Linked DNA regions of Homo sapiens: region 2 is linked to region 1. A link is an interaction called in ENCODE POLR2A ChIA-PET data of the cell type or tissue named here. Cell type or tissue: K562. All regions are shown on one strand. Links, peaks and the distances in the headings refer to the core of each region. The heading gives the core; the rest is flanking DNA.

Region 1 (7,287 bases), core at 1,205-6,204:
AAAAAGGCGGTGGGAAGATTTTGACATTATTGCATTCATTTGTTTCTTAACTTTCCGTCTGTAGCTTATCTGCTTCTATAATTGTCATCTTAAAAACTGTCATACCTCATCTGGAAGAATTTTTATTGAATAAAGGCATAACAGCATATGCTACCATAAGCTATGTTAAATTCTATATGAGTACATTTCAGGATAGTATGTTATTGTCATAGTAAAAGGAAAGAGTTGCAATTAATGAATAATATAATGCTTTGGGCCTTGCAGCACTTCCTGTTCATGGCTGTACCTGATCTTTTTGCAGTTTGTCTGTATTTAGCTTTATGTCTAATTGAAACTGTGTCTGTAGTTAATTATTTGGCTGTATGTGAAAGTTCGTTTGAGGAAAGGAGAGGGTTATTCGTATTCTAAAAGTGTATGTGTACTATATAATTGATGTTGACAGTATGGTAATTAGAGTTTTTTTATCTGGCATCTCTTAAAAGTAACAATTTTTAATTCTATTATCAGCTTTAAATATAGAATGTATAATGTAAATGAATTTATATTTTAAAATTTATTGTGTCTTGATACTCTTGAAATTGACTACATTTAAATTCTTTGCACATGCTAATGTCTGTGAGAATGATTCAATAAAATAACAAACAGTCATATTTAGGTAATGCATTTGGTTTACTCATTTTTTATTTTAATAGAGCCCTGTGCAGTAGAGTTGGTTTTTTTAATAATGTTACTGCACAGTAGTCTAGCAACTACTTATGTAAACAGTGTGAAGGTTTTTATACTTCTGCCAGAGGACAACGTAATATGAAACACCGAGTTTTATTTGTCTCTACAGAGAGTAGTAGTGTCTTTCAGGCTGGGGGAAGGGAGATTTCTTATACTTTATTCCCTAAGGATAGTTATTTGAATATAAATACTTAAAATCTTTTCATTTCTGACTTTGCCACTATGTGACCTCAGCAAAGCCCTTGATTTTACATAATTTCCACATCAAAGTCAGGGATAATACCCTTTGCTTCTTATCTTAAAATATTATTTTAAGTATTAAATAAGAAAAGTACATATCAAAGTAGTTAGAATTACTATTTTAAAAAGATTTGCATTAGTGAATATTTGGTAGACAATTCAGCTAACCGTTATTTAGAGTCTAATGTGGTGAGGTAAAAAACTACACTTGATACTCAGCTGTTTATAGAACAGAACTATCCTGATGATTAATTATAAAACATATCCCCAATGACAGTGTGCTAGCATTATATTCCCACAGCAGAAAGTTTTTGTATGCTTGGGATTTTAGTTTTTGCAATAAATCTGGGGCGTATTTGGAATAATAATGATATGTATTTGAGCATTTGATAGCATGTTTAGAAATCAGTTTTTGTTTTGATGGCCTACTTTGCCCCGAGTTTGTAAGAGATCAAGTGCTACTAGTGTTAGGCATTAGTGAATAGATGAATGAGATAAGATTTGCCTGTGAGTCAAAGAATGTACGATCTGCAAATACCTTCATTGCTACCAGACCTTACATATCTTACAATTTTTGTCTTAGTACTCAGAGTAGATAAGCAGTGGCATTGGTACCTTCTAGTGTGTAAAAATTGTTTATTTCAAAGTACAAGATAGTGTATTTTAGTAGTACTAATGCAAAAACATCTCAGTCTGTGATTTTTAGATTTCATTTATTCACTAGCAAGTATTGACACCTATTATGTACCAGGTACTCTAGGCATCTGTGCTAAATTAGTGAACAAAGGTTAGACCCCTGTCCTTGTGGAGCTTTTATGTTCTAGTGTGAGTGACAGTCAACTATGAATATAATAAATTATGTAATATGTTAAAAGATAAATGCTATGCAGGAAAATAGAGCAGGGTAAGGGGGATTATTATTGAGGCAAGTGGGCATGGGCATATTGCTATTTAAAATAAAGTAGTTATGGGCTCATAGGTGACATTTAAGCAAAGACTTGAAGGAAGTGAGCGAGTTGGCCATGCAGATATTTGGAAGGAGAATGTTCCCCATAAAAGAAATAGCCAGGAATGGGTCTGGAACCCATTGAGGAACATAAAGGAAGCCCTTGGAAGCAGTATAAGAGAGGACTAGAATAGTAAAAGATGAAGAGGAGAAGAACAAGATGATGGGAAGTTTTCATAGGATGGTATAAGGACTTTGGTTTTTTTCTCAGAGTGAAATAGTCATTGCAAGATTCTGGCCATGATCTGACTGCAAGCTTGGCTGCTAGCTACTGTTAGGACAACCTGAGAACCTTAGCTTTGTAAACCCGAGAGAATAGGAATTTGAGAGTCTAAACATGTCTTATGCAAACCAGAAGCTAATGATTCTGTGTTCACACTCACCGAGCAGTCGGGTCTTCAGAGAGAAAAAACTCCTGATGCTTTCCAGGGTTCTTTGGTATAGATCAGCTTGCTTCTTGTTGTGGCATCCCTCTTTTATCCTTAGATTTCAGCTTTCTGTGGTCTGTCAGTTTCCACTAGCTCATCTTTCCAACTTCCTTGTTGTCTTCTCTTTTATTCTGTCATCTCCTGTCATTTTATTGGTTATTTTAGGAGAATAAAGAGAAACAATTTCTTAGTTGCTGTGTTGAACCAGAAGACTAATAACTTAAAAATTGATGTGCCAATGTGATTAGAAAACTCAGATACTTGCACTGAAACTTCACTTTCCATTGTGAAACATCTTGCCAGAATTAATAGTAATAATGCTATTTTCATGAAACACAAATCAGGCCTTCAAAAATTTAAAACTTAAAGTATATCTACTCATGGCAGTAAAAAAAAAATACATAATCACTTTCCTTGTATAAATGTATAAATTGTTTAAAAGTATTTTACTCACTTTTATAAAGCTCCCACTTTGAGTCACTGTACTGGAGCAGTTTAGATTTAAGAGCCCCTTTCAGGGAATGGATTTGTACAAAATAGTGTGCTTGAGGACTTGAGAACCGTGAGTTACCTAAACCGTGAATTACCTAAAGACAACATATTTTGGTAGAAAGATCATATAGTTAGGAAACTTGGATTTTGGCCCCATTTCTCTATGGCTAAATTTTAGACTTCAATAAATTATTTAATATTTTCATGCCTCCTCATTTCTGAAATAAGGGATTGTAGGTTAGATAATCTTTAAGTAATTCTAAAAACATTATGATACTTAACGTCATTTTGGAAATTTTTAATGCTTATGTGGATAATTAATTTTTTTTAATTTTTTTATGCAGGTTAATGGTGCAATGTAAGAAACCTTTAAAAGTTTCTGATGAATTAGTGCAGCAATATCAAATTAAAAACCAGTGTCTTTCAGCAATAGCATCTGATGCAGAACAAGAACCTAAAATTGATCCATATGCATTTGTTGAAGGAGATGAGGAATTCCTTTTTCCTGATAAAAAAGATAGACAAAATAGTGAGAGAGAAGCTGGAAAAAAACACAAGGTAAGAGAAATCACAGTACACCAAAGGGTCACTGTTGATTTTGTAGCACTGCATATAGTAACACTCTTACTACCACAGTTATCTCACTTCTTTTGTCTTAGAATAGAAAGAGTAATCATTTATTTAGAAAAACTTATTTTTGCCCGGCTGCGGTGGCTCATGCCTGTAATACCAGCACTTGGGGAGGCCGAGGCAGGCAGATCACCTGAGGACAGGAGTTTGAGACCAGCTTGGCCAACATGGTGAAACCCTGTCTCTAATAAAAATACAAAAAGTAGCTGGGTGTGGTGGTGTGCGCCTTGTAATCCCAGCTATTCGGGAGGCTGAGGCAGGAGAATCCCTTGAACCCAGGAGGCAGAGGTTGCAGTGAGCCAAGATCAGGCTACTGCACTCCAGCTTGGGTGACAGAGCGAGACTCCGTCTCAAAAAGAAAAAAAGAAAAATGTATTTTTTTGAATGGGTAAATCAAGCACATGGTACCAATTATAGCTGACCTCTGATAATGAAAATATTTTGTTGTTTAAAAGTTTCTGGGTTGGATAAAGGGCATATTAAACTTGTCATAATTGAAATCAGGACATTTAGGTAGGCTATTTTGACAGTGATTTTAAAATATGTTGTAAGTGAATTACCAGTTTTCAAAGATACAATAAAATATACATCACTGAGTTTAAAAAATATGTGCTATTTTTGAATATGTGATTCAGGAACTTACAGTGCACCTAGAAGTAAAAATGAAGTGCAAGATATATAGTTATTAGAATAAAATTTAAAAATCAAATATATGAGAATTTGTTAAGATTAAGATAACTTTGCTACACAGGAATTATGTCTTATATACAAAATATGAAAATAGGCTAGACACAGTGGCCCACGCTTGTAATCCCAGCACTTTGGGAGGCTGAGGTGGGTGGATCACTAGGTCTGGAGTTCGAGAGCAGCCTGGCCAAGATGGTGAAACCCCATCTCTACTAAAATCACAAAAATTAGCTGGGTGCGATGGCGGGCGCCTGTAGTCCCAGCTACTCAGGAGGCTGACACAGGAGAATCGCTTGAACCCAGGAGGCAGAAGTTGCAGTGAGCTGAGATCATGCCAGTGAACTTCTGCCTGGTGACAGAGCAATACTCCGTTTAAAAAAAAAAAAAATTGAAATCTGTAAAGTTATGAAAAGGATCCAATAATACGTGTGAGTTTTTTTTTTTGTTTGTTTGTTTGTTTTGAGACGGAGTTTCGCTCTTGTTGCCCAGGCTGGAGTGCAAAGTTATGATCTTAGGTCACTGCAACCTTCGCCTCCCTGATTCAAGTGATTCTCCTGCCTCAGCCTCCCTAGTAGCTGAGATTACAGGCATGCGCCACTACGCTCGGCTAATTTTGTGTATTTTCAGTAGAGACGAGATTTCTCCATGTTGGTCAGGCTGGTCTTGAACTGCTGACCTCAAGTGATCCGCCCGCCTCGGCCTCCCAAAGTGCTGGGATTACAGGCGTGAGCCACCGTGCCTGGCCCCCAATAATATGTTTAATACAAAATTAGTTTCACAAAGTTTTACTTAGCCCTACTATATGCCAGGTACTTGAAATTTTGTCTTTTTGGAAGTATGAGAGTAGTGGTAGTTGGGAAGGCTGCAGGTATAATAGAAAGAACGTGAACCGGCTGGGTGCTGTGTCTCACGCCTGTAATCCCAGCACTTTGGGAGGCTGAGGCGGGCAGATCACCTGAGATCAGGAGAGCGAGATCAGCCTGGCCAACATGGCGAAACCCCATCTCTGCTAAAAATACAAAAATTAGCCAGGTGTGGTGGTGCATGCCTGTAATCTCAGCTGCTTGGGAGGCTGAGGCGGGAGAATCTCTTGAACCCAGGAGGGGGAGGTTGCAGTGAGCCAAGATCATGCCACTGCACTCTAGCGTGGGTGACAGAGTGAGACTCTGTCTCAAAAAAAAAAAAAAAAAAAGAAAGAAAGAAAGAAAGAACATGGACTTTGGAATTTGACAGATTTAGGATAAAATTTCAGCTCTCACTGTTTATCAGCCATATTTTCTGGGGCACATTAGAGTCTCTACTTTTGTCTATAAGATAAACATACCACAGGCCAGGCGTGGTGGCTCATACTTATAATCCCAGCACTTTGGGAGGCTGAGGTGGGCGGATCACAAGGTCAAGAGATTGAGACCATCCTGGCCAATGTGGTGAAACCACATCTCTACTAAAAATACAAAAATTAGCTGGGCGTGGTGGCATGTGTCTGTAGTCCTAGCTACTTGGGAAGCTGAGGCAGGAGATCACTTGACCTAGGAGGCAGAGGTGCAAGTGAGCCGAGATCGTGCCACTGTACTACAGCCTGGTGATAGAGCGAGAGTCCATCTCAAAAAAAAGTAATAATAAGCATACTACTTACTTGTTACTGTAAGAATCAGTGATAATGTATGTTAAACACTTAGCTGGATGCCTGACACACAGCTCCTCAATAATTGGTAGATTTTATTGTTGGTAAATTATATATTTCAGCCTAACATGAAATATTTGTTTGCAGGTAGAAGATGGGACATCTAGTGTAACAGTGTTATCACATGAAGAAGATGCTATGTCATTATTTAGTCCCTCTATCAAGCAAGGTAAAATCTTTATTTCCTAATGAAAATATTGCATTCCAGGATTGTTACTACAGACTGATCTGATATTGTTGGACTTCTAATGTTCCTTTTTGTATAATTCATTATGTTTCATAGAAAGGAATCTTTCTTAAATGATGGGTTTATTGGTTATCTTTTATTGGAAGAAGCAAGTTCAGGTGATAGAATTTGTGTTTTTAATTGTTGCAGCCTCTTTCCTGTTTTTACATATAAAAATAGTTTTCTATTAAAAACTCAGTTTTATGTAATAGATTTCTCACCCCCTTCTACTGGGAATTACGTGAAAGGAAGTAAAAGAATGAAGGCACATATTGACTGGAAAGTGATTGAGAAAAGGCCATTGTTATACTATGCCAAGGCTATGGTTATACTCTCCAGGAAAAACACACTTGAAAAAAATGGGAGAAAGATACTGATGTCCAGTTGGTTGACAGTAGAGTGTTTCATCATCATAACTCCAAGTGTTTGCTCTCTGAAGACACTACTTTCAAGCCTATAGCAATGGGGGTTACAATTCGAAGACTATCAGTTCTCTTCATACCTGTCTCCATTGTTTAAATTATAATTGAAAAATGGATCTGGGCACCGTGGCTCACGCCCGTAATCCCAGCACTTTGGGAGGCCAAGGTGGGTGGATCACTTGAGGTCAGGAGTTCAAGACCAGCCTGTCCAACATGGTGAAACACCATCCCTACTAAAAAAATACAAAAATTAGGCCGGGCACAGTGGCTCACACCTGTAATCTCAGCACTTTGGGAGGCCGTGGCGGGCGGATCACGAGGTCAAGAGATTGAGACCATCCTGGCCAACATGGTGAAACCCCGTCTCTACTAAAAAAATAGAAAAATTAGCTGGGCATGGAGGCACGCGCCTATGGTTCCAGCTACTCGGGAGGCTGAGGCAGGAGAATGCTTGAACCTGGGAGGCAGAGGTTGCAGTGTGCCGAGATCATGTCACTGTACTCCAGCCTGGCGACAGAGCGAGACTCTGTCTCAAACAAACAAACAAACAAAAATTAGCTGGGCGTGGTGGTGCATGCATGTAGTCCCAGCAACTTGGGAGGCTGAGGCAGCAGAATCGCATGAACCCAGGAGGCAGAGGTTGTGGTGAGCCAAGTTGGGCTGGGCACAATGGCTTACACCTGTAAGGCCGAGGCAGGTGGATCACCTGAGGTCAGGAGGTGAAGACCAGCCTGGCCAACAAGGTG
Region 2 (7,287 bases), core at 1,106-6,105, 91 kb before region 1:
CTTCTCAGCAAATGCATTCATTTTTTTTTTTTAGATCAGCTGGACTCCTTAACACCATTCAGTAACTGGGAAGGTAGATAATGACTGTTCTTATAACAAAGAGCCCAACAATAACAGCCAGCATTTGTTAAGTCGCTCATATGGGCCAGATGTTATCTTCACATAATATTACATAAACCTCTCAACAACCCTTCAAGACTTGATCCCTGTTTTACAGATGAGGAAACTAAGGCTTAGAAAGGTTAAGTAACTTGCACAAAGTCTCCTAGCTAATAGGTGGTAGATAGATGCAGGATTTCAACTCCATTTTGTTGGTTTCCAAAATGCAGACTTCCACCACCCTTTATTGCTGCTGTTGACTAAGATCTGTTTGCAACATTTTAGAAAGAGAATATCAAATAGCCAGGTAAGCAGCAAGAAAGAGCATAGAAACAAAGGAATTCTGATTATCCTCTCCTGATGGTATAAAATGAAATAATGATGGCCAAGTAGGGTGGCATCCTAGAGCAACCAGGGTAGGGTGCCTGTTGTCCTTACTGTCCTAGAGGGGTGCCAAAGTATAGAACCAACATATATGGAAAAACAACAGGATTAGAAACAAAGGCTAAAGAAAAAACTAAAGCCTGCAGGAATTCCCAACATGGAAGACATACTAGGGATCTCTTTATAAGACTCCCAAGCTGGCCGGGCGCAATGGCTCATGCCTGTAATCCCAGCACTTTGGGAGGCTGAGGCGGGCAGATCACCTGAGATCGGGAGTTCGAGACCAGCCTGACCAACATGGAGAAACCCCGTCACTACTAAAAATACAAAATTAGCCGGGCATGGTGGCGGATACCTGTAGTCCCAGCTAGTCAGGAGGCTGAGGCAGGAGAGTCGCTTGAACCCGGGAGGAGGAGGTTGCGGTGAGCCAAGATCGTGCCATTGCACTCCAGCCTGGGCAACAAGAGCAAAATACTGTCTCAAAAAAAAAAGAAAAAGAAAAAGAAAAAAAAGATTCCCAAGCCAACTTGCATGGATTTGCCAAGTACAATAACATAGTCCAAAAGGGACCAGACTAGAGCAGGGATGGAGTGTCAGAGAAGGTGTACAGGGGCTTCAGCAGCAAAGAAATGATCTTGAATTCTGAAGCAATAGGCTTGCTTGTTTCCAGCTGCTGCTGCTGCTGCTGCTGCTGTTGCTGTTGTTGTTGTTGTTGTTGTTGTTGTTGTTGTTGTTGTTGTTGTTGTTGTTGTTTTAAATCCAGGATCCCCATCCTGGTGGGGTGACGGTGACTGAAGGAGAGGAATATAGTTAACCTATAAGGCGTTGGGAGTCATGGGTTGGGGCTGGGATGTCGTTGGCTAAAGTATAAAATTTTTCACCCCAATAGGAGGCCCAAACTGTAGAAGCCAGAGAGCTGAAAAATATTCAAGGAAACAAAATTCTAGAAGCTGGAAGGAGAGTCTGGAGGTAAAATGTGAATGGAGAATGTCACCAAAACAAACAGCCCAGAAAGGAGAGTAGTGGAAACAGTACAGAACTTTTGTCTATAGCAGCTCAGAACTTTTATAGCTCTTGCCCATTCCATAGAGGCTAAAAAAAAAAAAAAAGCCCTATAGAAAGCCTGTGATTGTTCATTCCCAGGCTCCATTTTCTTCCAAAACCACTCACTCTGTCCCAATGGCCTCCATTTCCATCCTGTTGTCATGTACCTATCTTCTGCTGTTCTGCCTAACCCTTTTGGTGAAGTAGTTCTCTAAGATACTCTCCCTGTTCTTCTATTCCATCTTCAGACCTTGACAGTGTCCTTTAAATTTTCTGTGGCCCTATGCTCTGCAGCCTGCAAGCTGTCTCATCCAGCCAATCTGGTTAACTCATCTTAGGACACCCTCCAGATCCTTCTCAGAGCTAGGCCCACAGTGATGTTCCTTCCGGTCCACCTGAGAACCAAGAGTTGGAGAGCCGTATAATGTTGGCTGTGAACCATCCCACTGGTCATGTCCCACCAAATATCATGATGTCCACTTGTACAGGGGACAGGTATCCATTACAGCAGAAGAATCACACATTGCTAGGTTTTCCCGAATGACAAATGGGAAACAAGAAAATTCATTTACTCAGTCACTAACCTTGGGTATCCTTTATAGCTACATTTTCAGGAGAAAGCAAGGACATTTTTCTTTCTGTCATTCACTTTATTCATGTATATCCATATTTAGAAAAGTACATGAATTGCAAGTATACAGCTGGATGAATTTTTGCAAAGTGAATGCACTGATCAGTACCCAGATCAAGAAACACAACATTACCAGCACCCAATCGTCTGATGCCCCCACCTGATTACTACTCCCCGTATGATAACCACTATTCTGACTTGTAATAACATTGATTCATTTTGTCCGTTTTAGATTTCATACAAGTGGAATGTATATTATGCATGCTTTTTTGTGTGGCTTTTTTTGTTGAGTATTGTGTTTGTAAGATTCATCCAGGTTGTGTATAACACAGTTCATTCTTTTTCATTACTATATAGTCTATTGTATGAATATGCTATTTTTAATCCATTCTACTGCTGTTGGACATTTGGAGATTCCAGTTTTTAGCTATTATGAGTAATCCTTCTATGAACATTCTTGTGCATGTCTTTTGATGAACATATGTGCGCATTTCTGTTGGGTATGTATCTAGGAGTAGAATTGTTGGGTAAAAGTATATGCATATGTTCAGTTTTAGTAGATACTGCCAAACAGTGTTCCAAAGTTGTTGTAACCAAGGAGATTTTCTTATACTTCCAAATCTCCTGGAGTCAGAGGAAAGGAGTACAGAGGCGGGCAGGTAAAAATTTTGCTGGTAGTGCCAGCAAGTACAGTTTAAAAGCAACTCTTGGCCAGGCGTGGTGGCTCACGCCTGTAATCCCAACACTTTGGGAGGTCGAAGTGGGCGGATCACCTAAGGTCAGGAGCTCGAGACTACCCTGACCAACATGGTGAAACCCTGTCTCTACTAAAAATACAAAATTAGCCAGGTGTGCTGGCACATGCCTGTAATCCCAGCTACTCAGGAGGCTGAGGAGGGAGAATTGCTTAAACTCAGGAAGCGGAGGTTGCAATGAGCCAAGGTCTCGCTATTGCACTCCAGCCTGGACAACAAGAGCGAAACTCCGTCTTGGGAAAAAAAAAAAAAAAAAAGGCAACTCTTCTTTCATCCCTGCCATTGTTTTTTCCAGATAGAGTTTCTTTCCCAATGCATAGGGCTTAGACATTACATGCCACCCAGGTCCAGTTGGCTGGTGCAATTCTGCAATACTGGAACTTAGTATGGAGAACTTCAGCTAGTCAATATGGGATACCAAGCCAGAGGAGTTAGTATAGCTGAAAACTGGGCAAGGATCAAAGTCCAAGAGGCCTCAAGAGAGGTCCAACAGGTTATGTAGTGAGGGTGACAGGAACAAAAGAGGGAGATGTATAGATCCAGCTGGATTGTAGAGCCACAGATCCAGGGAGAGGAGCAAAAAGAACAAGCAGGTGAAGAGTGAATGGAAACAGGTTTGTGGTTCATGACTGGCCTGTACGCACCATCTGGGGGTGGAATGGCAATGGTCAGCCAAGTTTAAAGAAATGAAAAAACAAAACAAAACAATCTCATCCCACTGAAAACCAAAGCTGAGTAAGCCTTGTCTGGAAACTTCTTTTGAGGATAATTGCAAACTTCTGGGAACTTGAGTGGAGAATGTGGGGGTGGAACAAATATAGTTTTTCGTCAGAGATGTAATGTTTGGGTAACACACGTTTCTCCAGGCCAGTCTAGTGTGGCAGTACAATTGGATACTACGGACCATAGCAGCCCTTACAAGGAGGTCATTAACACCACAGGTCCCTTCTGTATCTCTCAAGGATATACGGAGGTAGGGGAAGCCTCTTGTGCACTTCTGAGTGGCTACTTCCTGACTCTTATCACCAGTCACATCCGGCGTGCAGCCACTTCTCTGCTGAAGTGGAAAGAGATACTTTCCCTCCACCTGTTCTACAATCAAGCCACAAAAAAGACTGACTTTGGGCCATCTCTCCTTGGGTGCCTCTAATGGTACAGCACTTTCTTTTTTTTTGTTTGAGGTGGAGTTTTGCTCTTGTTGCCCAGGCTGGACTGCAATGGCGCGATCTCAGCTCACTATAGCCTTTGCCTCCTGGGTTCAAGTGATTCTCCTGCCTCAGCCTCCCGAGTAGCTGGGATTTCAGGCATGCGCCACCATGCGTGGCTAATTTTTTTTTGTATTTTTAGTAGAGATGGGGTTTCTCCATGTTGGTCAGGCTGGTCTCGAACTCCTGACATCAGGTGATCTGCCCGCCTCGGCCTCCCAAAGTGCTGGGATTACAGGCATGAGCCACCGCGCCTGGCCCTACAGCATTTTCATTTGATTTGGTTTTTTACTTTAACAAAAAAAACAACTGAGGGAACAATGTGAGTGAATTTACAATGTGCCATGCTCCAAAGGCATCTCTTCTCATTTTTGCCAGGTAACTCCCCCCACCCACCCCTGTGATTCCAAATACTTACTATGTAACCTTGAAAAAGTTACTCAATCTCTCTAATATTTAATCTTCTCATGGATACTAGGGTAAGAAAAATATCTACCTTTTGGATTTATCATGAGGATTAAAAAAGACAATGTGTACAGGGTCTAGGAAAGGGGACACTTTCAGTTTCTTCCTTATCTTCCTCTTGTTCTCCCTCCTCTCCATGAGAGAAGTGGCTAATCTGATTGGTCAGATTCTAAGACATTAACTGGGCTATTTTTTCCCAGTGTTCAGCATCATGCAGGATGTGCTTAGGTCTTGCACGTGGGTGTGGCTCCCTTTGGGCCTCTTCTTCCTTCTTCCCCATGATACTGCAGTGACACTCTAACGTAGGCCTGTTCTCAGGCTTCGAGAGAGGGAATAGCCAGGTGGATAGTCATACTGTGAAGGTGCAGCCTGTTTCAGTGGGTGTCCTTTTTTTTTTTTTTTCTTCTTTTTTTTTTCTTGAGATGGAGTCTTGCTCTGCCCAGGCTGAAGTACAGTGGTGCTATCTTGGCTCACTGCAGCCTCCGCCTCCCAGGTTCAAGCAATTCTTGTGCCTCAGGCTCACGAATAGCTGGGATTACAGGCTCCTGCCACAAAGCCCAGCTAATTTTTGTATTTTTAGTAGAGATGGGGTCTCACCATGTTAGCCAGGCTGGTCTCGAACTCTGACCTCAGGTGATCTGCCCGCCTTGGCCTCCCAAAGTGTTGGGATTACAGGCGTGAGCCACCATGCCTAGCCTGGTGTCTATTTTGACTAAGCAGGGTTCTGGCTGCCCTGGTGGTGGTGGTTTTAATTTACCTTCTCCACTGTCTCATGTGTGTAGATTTCTCCCTCTAGACCTTGGTGAGGGTGAAGGAGGAGGTAATGGCTGTAGTCTAAGGTAGGATTCTGATATGTTTGGGCCTCTTGACCTAATATTATCTAATAGGACTCCAAACCAACCATAACCTTTAACATTATTAACATTAGTAGTGTTTTTGTTATCTATTGCTGCTTAATAAAAACCACTCCAAAATGTAGTGGCTTAAAACAACAATCTTTTTTTTTTTTTTAATTTCTCATGATTGTGTGGATTGACTGGTGGGTGCTGTGCTGTTCAGTTCTGCTGGTCTCATTTGTGTGTCTCACATAGCTGTAGTCAGGTGGCGGTCAGGGCTGGCATCTTCAGGATGGCCTTGCTCACATGTCTGACACTTTATCAGTGACATTTGGAATGCTGCGCTCAGCTGGATGCTGGTAAGGCTAGACCTTCTCTCTCACAGTATACTCCCAGGGAATCTGTTTCTCCACATCAGTTTCTCAAATGGTAGCTCAGGGCTCCTAAAAGCATAAAAGTGGAAGCTGTTGGGCCTTCTTAAGGCTTAGGGCTGGAAGAGGCAACGAGTCACTTCTGCTACATTCTGACTGGCCCTTATTCAAGAGGAGGGGACTACTTAGGGTGTAAGTGCTAGTAGGTGAGGTTGATTGGGGGCTGCAAGAAATAGTATTATCTGGCCGGGCACGGTGGCTCACGCCTATAATCCCAGCACTTTGGGAGGCCGAGGCAGGCAGATCACGAGGTCAGGAGATCAAGACCATCCTGGCTAACACGGTGAAACCCTGTCTCTACTAAAAATACAAAAAAAAATTAGTCGGGCGTGGTGGCGGGTGCCTGTAGTCCCAGCTACTCGGGAGGCTGAGGCAGGAGAATGGCGTGAACCCAGGAGGCGGAGCCTGCAGTGAGCCGAGATCTCACCACTGCACTCCAGCCTGGGTGACAGAGTGAGACTCCGTCTCAAAAAAAAAAAAAAAATTGTAGTATCAGTTTTATCTGTAGTTCCTAGGTTTAGTAAACATATGCCAGAAGTTTCCTCTCTTACATCTTCGTGTATAGGGCTAGTCATATACCTTAACATATCCGGTCACTGTCTTTTGTAAATGGTTTAATTTATAATAATGCAGATAAAGCCTCTGTAGACCTGTCTGCTCAAATTTGACCTCCTATGGTTGTGGAGAGGATGAAATCAAATAATCTATTAGAAGATACCAAGAAACCAATTTAAAAAAAAATCATCTATGTAAATTGCTTAGCACTATGGGCCAGTAAATGTTCAATAATTATATTTATTATTATTTTATTATTACCAGAGTCCCCAAGGTATGGTGCTGGCTATGGTAAAAATGTAATAAGATGTCTTTGAGAAGTCATAGTTCCCCAGGGCACTTGATGATTAATATAAGAAAGTAGGTGGAATTGTTTTGTTTTGTTTTGTTTTGTTTTGTTTTTGAGATGGAGTCTCGCTCTGTTGCCCAGGCTGGAGTGCAGTGGGGCAATCTTGGCTCACTGCAACCTCTGCCTCCCAGGTTCAAGTGATTCTCCTGTCCCAGCCTCTGGAGTAGCTGGGATTACAGGTGCCCGCCACCAAGCCCGGCTGATTTTTTTATTTTTAGTAGAGACAGGGTTTTACCATGTTGGCCAGGCTGGTCTCAAACTCCTGACCTCAAGTGATCTGCCCGCCTTGGCCTCCCAAAGTGCTGGGATTATAGGCGTGAGCCACCGCGCCTGGCCTTTTGCTTGTTTGTTTGTTTGTTTTTAAGACAGAGTCTTGCTCTGTTGCCCAGGCTGGAGTGCAGTGGCGTGATCTCGGCTCACTGCAACCTCTGCCTCCTGGGTTCAGGTTCAAGTGATTCTCCTGCCTCAGCCTATGGAATAGCTGGGATTATGGGCACAGGCCACCATGCCAAGCTAATTTTTGTATTTTTAAT

Evidence for each region. ChIA-PET counts read pairs that join two places held together with the same protein. Peaks named below come from ENCODE experiments on the same cell type or tissue, not always from the same donor. Only the 100,000 strongest peaks of a DNase experiment are listed, where the experiment ranks them.
Region 2: POLR2A ChIA-PET joins it to region 1 with 5 read pairs; 6 of 35 experiments call an interaction of 5 or more read pairs at or near these places.

The regions. Positions count from the first base shown.
Region 1 is chr17:61,991,315-61,998,601 of GRCh38, reverse strand. It overlaps MED13 (mediator complex subunit 13), which reads left to right. Exons shown (of 30, transcript NM_005121.3): 10 at 3,237-3,450; 11 at 5,981-6,062. Among named protein-coding and RNA genes, the nearest start is that of INTS2, 67 kb to the right of the region's middle. In K562, for the core only: no CTCF peak of the experiment used is centred there; no DNase peak of the experiment used is centred there.
Region 2 is chr17:62,082,307-62,089,593 of GRCh38, reverse strand. No RefSeq gene overlaps it. Among named protein-coding and RNA genes, the nearest start is that of MED13, 21 kb to the right of the region's middle. In K562, for the core only: no CTCF peak of the experiment used is centred there; DNase peaks (open chromatin) are centred at 3,913 and 4,753.